2 separate regions of the Homo sapiens genome follow, and region 2 is linked to region 1. Evidence: read pairs that join two places in POLR2A ChIA-PET (ENCODE). Cell type or tissue: GM12878. All regions are shown on one strand. Each heading gives the region's core, and the rest is flanking DNA. Links, peaks and the distances in the headings are about the cores only.

The links. ChIA-PET counts read pairs that join two places held together with the same protein. Peaks named below come from ENCODE experiments on the same cell type or tissue, not always from the same donor. Only the 100,000 strongest peaks of a DNase experiment are listed, where the experiment ranks them.
Region 2: POLR2A ChIA-PET joins it to region 1 with 10 read pairs; 4 of 35 experiments call an interaction of 5 or more read pairs at or near these places.

Annotation. Positions count from the first base shown.
Region 1 is chr6:137,101,939-137,104,759 of GRCh38, forward strand. No RefSeq gene overlaps it. Among named protein-coding and RNA genes, the nearest start is that of IL20RA, 58 kb to the left of the region's middle. In GM12878, for the core only: no CTCF peak of the experiment used is centred there; DNase peaks (open chromatin) are centred at 733 and 1,323; H3K27ac peaks cover 2,365 bases.
Region 2 is chr6:137,233,158-137,235,978 of GRCh38, forward strand. No RefSeq gene overlaps it. Among named protein-coding and RNA genes, the nearest start is that of IFNGR1, 15 kb to the left of the region's middle. In GM12878, for the core only: no CTCF peak of the experiment used is centred there; a DNase peak (open chromatin) is centred at 1,521; H3K4me3 peaks cover 869 bases; H3K27ac peaks cover 1,261 bases.

The DNA.
Region 1 (2,821 bases), core at 99-2,598:
GACTGGGGTCTTTGAGCTGTATTTTGATGGGCACTGCCATTCTAGCCCTTCCAGCCCTCCCAGTACACCATGCTCGTGGGTTGACCTGTTTGTGTACAAATGCGACTGTCAAGGATGCCATAAAACTCATAGACAAGCTTAGGCTGCTGTCATATTAGAACTCATCATATAAATGAATTTAAGGCCAAAACACTCAATGAATGTTACATTTATGACCTTCTGAAGTTGCCCTTTGACCCAGCATCACCTTGGCCATTTGTATCCCCTTGAGCCTCCTTCCCTCCCCATCTAATGGACAGTGGAGTAGCAAAGGCTCATGTCCAGTGGTTGAGATGATTTTTGCAGTGCTATGCGTGCCATGGGCAAGGGTCAGGGCAAAACTTTGACCCTGTTGATCCCTTCTCACCCCCTCCTTCAGCTTTACTCATTTCTCCTGGGCCTGTGTGCCATGTTTGAATGCCCTCAATTTCTCACCATGTCCTGCTCAAAGACCGTATTCACTGATGGTGCGCTGGCTTTTGGTATTATAAAGATTCCCAAATTCCTCTGATCATAAGAATCACCTGGGCTGCTCATCTTGTAATTCTGAGTCAGAAAGTTTGGGGTGGGGCCTGCTGATCTGTGCATTTAACCAAGACTCTGGGTGAGTCTCATGATCACATGAGTCTGAGACACATGGATTTAATGACTATGAAAGTTGAAAGATGCCCCTGAGATCATTTAAACCAGTGGTTCTCAAAGTGCAGCTCCCAACCAGAGCATCAGTGTCACCTGGGATTTGTTAGAAATGCAAATTACTGACTCTATGAAAAAGGAACTCTGGAGGTGGGGCCCAGTTCCCTGTGTTTTCACAAGCCTTCCAGACAATTATTGCATAGGCTAAAACTCCAGACTTGCTGATGTAGACCATCTCTCTCCTGTTATCCTCTATTTTACAGATAAGGAATGTTGGCACTCTGTCTATCACTTTGGGACCTTGGGTGTTGAAGTTGGGGAGGGGGACAAGTGCTACAATCCCTAGGTGATTGTGAACAGGGTGAGAAGAGAGATGGTAGAGGGCTCCTGAGAATGGGCCATCAGTGGTGTGATCCTCAGCTTCCAATCCCTATTCTCTGAGCCTGAGGTCTTATCTGTAGACAAGGACTCATGTTTGCTGAGGGTGCTGCTAAAAGACACCAGGTGTCTGAAGGGCCAAACCTTTGTGGTAAACCAGAGCTTAGATGTTTATAGTAACTCTCCACTAAGAAATCCCCTGAGAACCCAGCCACCAAGAAGCCCCAGTTCCTCTAAAGAAAGACATGTCTCACTCTCAGAGAAGTTTCAGCTCTGCTTTTGGTGGTTAGTGCCTGCCCATTCTCAGGATGGTTCATGAAAGAGTCTTCTACTTAGTGCTGTGGAATAACCATCTGAAATTGTAAGCTGTGGGTAGATAGTACTGTGGTGTAATCACACATCTTCCTGTCACACTGGTGGGAAGGATCAAGGGTTCAGCATAGTTCAGCCATCCCTGTTATTCTCAAAACCAGTGTTCCCAAACTTCAGTCATTTGGCTATAATTTTCACAATGTTTCTAAATTCAAGTACAATATGTATTGTCGTTTTATCTAATATTTTTCACTTGCTCAACTTAAAAAAACTAAGAATATTTTCAAATTTTCAAAATAATTATGAAGATAGTACAGAGAGTTCTCATATATATACCCCACGCCTGGTTTCCCCTATTGTTAAAATCTTATATTAGTATAGTACATTTGTCATAAATAATGAACTAAATTAATTGATACATTATTGTTAACTAAAGTCCATGCTTTATTTAGTTTTTACTTAATGTCCTTTTTTTTCTTTTCTGTACCTGGATCCCATTTAGGGTACCACATTAAATTTATTCATCACATTGTATTTGGGTCCTATTCCAGACCTAACAAAAAGTGGACTGATGCAAAAGAATGACACTCTGGTTAAAGCTATTGCTGTGAGTATTAAAGCCCTTTGTCTCTGATCCAAGAGTCTCATGTCTTCTGCCAGCATCTAAGAAACACTGACAAGTCAATTAGTTAGTTTCCAGGTAGGGTAAAGGCTTAGATATCTTACAGTTCTTGAACTTTTTTGTTGCACAATTGAAGTATTCAAAAAGGGTAAAAAAAATCAAGTTTTTAAATATTTAAACTAATTCAATTAAAGTATAAAAGGCCACTTAAAAGTGATGGTTAAAAGTTGCCAGATTCATAAACAAAGTAATAAGGTTTATGAGTTGGACTTAAAAATTCAAGGAATAATGAGGAATTTAAATTTGTAATTTTAATAAATAAAGTATTAATTTAAGAAAATCACAGTATCCCCTTAGTAATTTTTCCTGTCTATAAAAGCCCCTATCAAGGATGCCACAAAACTCATCTAGATAAGCTTGGGTTGTCATATTGGAACTCATCATATAAATAAATTTACCCAAAATTGTTTATGACCATGAATGACAAAGCTTTACTGTGCTCAAGCACATTTGCATTTTAGAATAAGATAAACAGCTTTGTTCAAAGAATGAAAGTCTAATGGTGAAATTTTGCCGCCATTGCAGGGCTAGTGCCCCTCATGTCACATTATGAGGTTAGCTTCTTTTACAGATTCAAAGGATAAAACAAGGGCCCTCTACTTTGTCCCTGCTGAATTCTCGAGACCTAGAACAGGCACATAATTGATGCTTATTAAAGATGTACAAATTAATGATCAGATTTTAGCCAGGGCCAGATTTCAGTTTTAGAAACATCACTCTGGCTGTAATATGAAAGTTAGATGGAAGAGGTAACACTAGAGAGGAGACCAAGCA
Region 2 (2,821 bases), core at 69-2,568, 130 kb after region 1:
CGGAGCAATTGTTTTATTGTTTTTCTGTTGCCATGTCCATGATTAAAGAAGCCACTGTACAGCTTCTGATTTTTACCCATGAATCAGTTTCTGCTACATGTAGAGAGTGACAGTTGTCACAGCCTGATTTTATTTTATTTTATTTTATTTATTTTGTGATCTCACTCTGTTGCCCAGGCTGGCGTGCAGTGGTGCAATCTTGGCTCACTTCAACCTCCACCTCCTGGCTTCAAGCGATCCTCCACCACTGCTTCCCTAGTAGCTGGAACTACAGGCATGCGCCACCACACCCAGCTAATTTTTCTATTTTTTGTAGAACTGGGGTTTCATCATATTGCCTGGGCTGGTCTCAAACCCTGAGATCAAGCCATCCGCCTGCCTTGCCCTCCCAAAGTGCTGGGATTACAGGCGTGAGCCACCGTGCTGGGCAAAAGGTTTGGAGACAGCCTGATTTTAAATCAAAGGCATTCAGCTTGGGAGCCCTGGTCTAGGAACTGTATCTAATTTTTCTGTTCATCTTTCACACTGCAGCTGATCTGAGCCTGTGGACTACCTATCAGTACTGACTCCTGATGTAATAATAGTAACAGGAACTCATCACTGTGTGCTGTACAATGTAGGGAGTACTTTTAAACAACCATTGTATTATTGGATTCCCACAAGTGTAAGCAGTAGGCAGCACACCAATGTTATTTATTATCATTTTGTAGATGTGGTCACAGAGAGGCAGACCAACTAACTGATCTTCCCAAAGTCCCAAGCCAGGTGACTCAGTTGGCCTGTCCTGCAGGCAGGATTCGGCCAGGTCTCTGAGTCTCCTTCTACTGGTGCACATTTCCTGTTAGTATTTTCCTCAGGGAAATCCCTTTGGCTCTGACTCCTGAAAAGAAAGCTTGTCTTCTAAAGTTGCCAAATAATCTGGTCTGCCTTCAATTGAAGGGACTTTGAATCGTGGGAAGAGGAAAGGGGAGAGCTGTGCTAAAAAGATGAGTCATTGCTTCAAGATTGAGGAAGCAAGGTTTTATATCTCGGGGACTTTTCAGGAGGAGGATCAGTGTTTCTTGATGGTGAAAACAAGGAAGTGGAGGAAGGGAAGAAAGCACACCCAAGTATTTATTTTCCCTTCTGTCTTTGAATGCACATTCTTCCTATTATATTTTCTATTTGCCACATCTCTTACTCATTTTAACAACTTTTTGTTAAGAATACCTATTGGTTAAAAATTATTTTTTATTTCTTAACATTGCAGTTTGCTTTCTATACTATGTCCTTAATTGACTACCTCTGTATAAGTAGCTGGTACACATGTATTTTTTTTCAGGAATCCTTTCTTACTTATATTCAGATGTGGCTTAATTGGACAAACCCCACTGAGGTTCATCACTTTTCTTTTCCTTTTCTGCTTGACTGTCCTCTTTCTCCTCCAGCCATCCATCCACCTGCGAGAAAGGGCTATAAAAGGCGTCCTTACTTCCTTAAGAGGAAGGAAATGGCAGTGAGTTTTTTCACCAGTAGAAACATGTAGATGAGTCATATTTATAGCCTTTTTTTTTTTTGTCACCCACGCTGGAGTGCAGTGGCGCACTCTCTGTAGCCTAATTCTTTAATGCATACACCTGTTTAGTAGGCATTTCATTGCCAACCTTTCAATGCTCTTATGGGTATTTAGTATGATCTGTGAGAATCTGGAGGACTGGTTAGTATATTAAGTCCTGAACTTTTTAAAAGAAACTTGGTTGCTTGTTCTGTTGGTATGAATTAAGTTCTCAACCAAGAAAATAGATTAATTAATTGGGCAATGTTAGTTGTGGGCATAGTTTTAGGAAGACTTCTAGGATCTTTAAAATATCCACTTCTGCCTCTTTCTGGGATGAGAACTATAATACTTTTTCTTAAAATCACTTTGAGCAAATTATAATATACATACAGAAAAGTGCACATACGTGAATATAATTATTCATTTTCAAAAACTGAGAATATCTAAGTAACCAGCAGCTCCCAGTCCTCTTTATACTCCCTGCTATTCTTTTCTCTTTAGCCTACAGGGAACCCTTGTCCTCACTTCTAATAGCAGAGCTTGGTTTTTCCTGTTTTGTACCTTATATAAGTGGAATCTTACTTTAGGTAGTCTGGTGTCTAGATTCTTTTGCTGAACATCAATTTTTTTAAAGTACGTTTTAATACTGTTTTCAATTTATTCTCATGTGCAAAGCCTTGGACGTACAGGGAAGTGTGAGAAAAAACCTGAAAACCAGTAAGCATAATCTCATCACCTATAGAGACCTACTATTATAATTTTTGGCTATTTTTTTGGAATACTTTTTATATGAAATGTTTAAAAATTTTACATAGCTAAGTATGCTGTGTATTTAACTTTGAATTCTGTCTTATTTTGGCTTAATATTATATTTTAGCATCTATTTTTAAAAAAATTATTATTACTGTTACTATTTTTAGTGACGGATCTGCCTCTGTCACCCAGACTGGAGTGCGGTGGTGCAATCATAGCTCACTGCAGCCTCGAACTCCTGTGCTCAACCAATCCTCTGCCTCAGCCTCCCAAGTACCTGGGACTACAGACATGTACCCCCATGCCCAGTTGAATTTTAAAACTCTTTTTAGAGATGAAGTCTCCCTATTTTGTGCAGCCTGGTCTTGAACTCCTGGGCTCAAATGATCCTCTTGCCTCAGCCTCCTGAGTAGTTGGGATTACAGACCATGAGCCAACATGCTTAACTCAGCATTTTATTTTTCATTAAAGACTTCATAAACATTTTAAAAGGCTGAATATTGTCATTTTATAAATGAACCATCATGTACT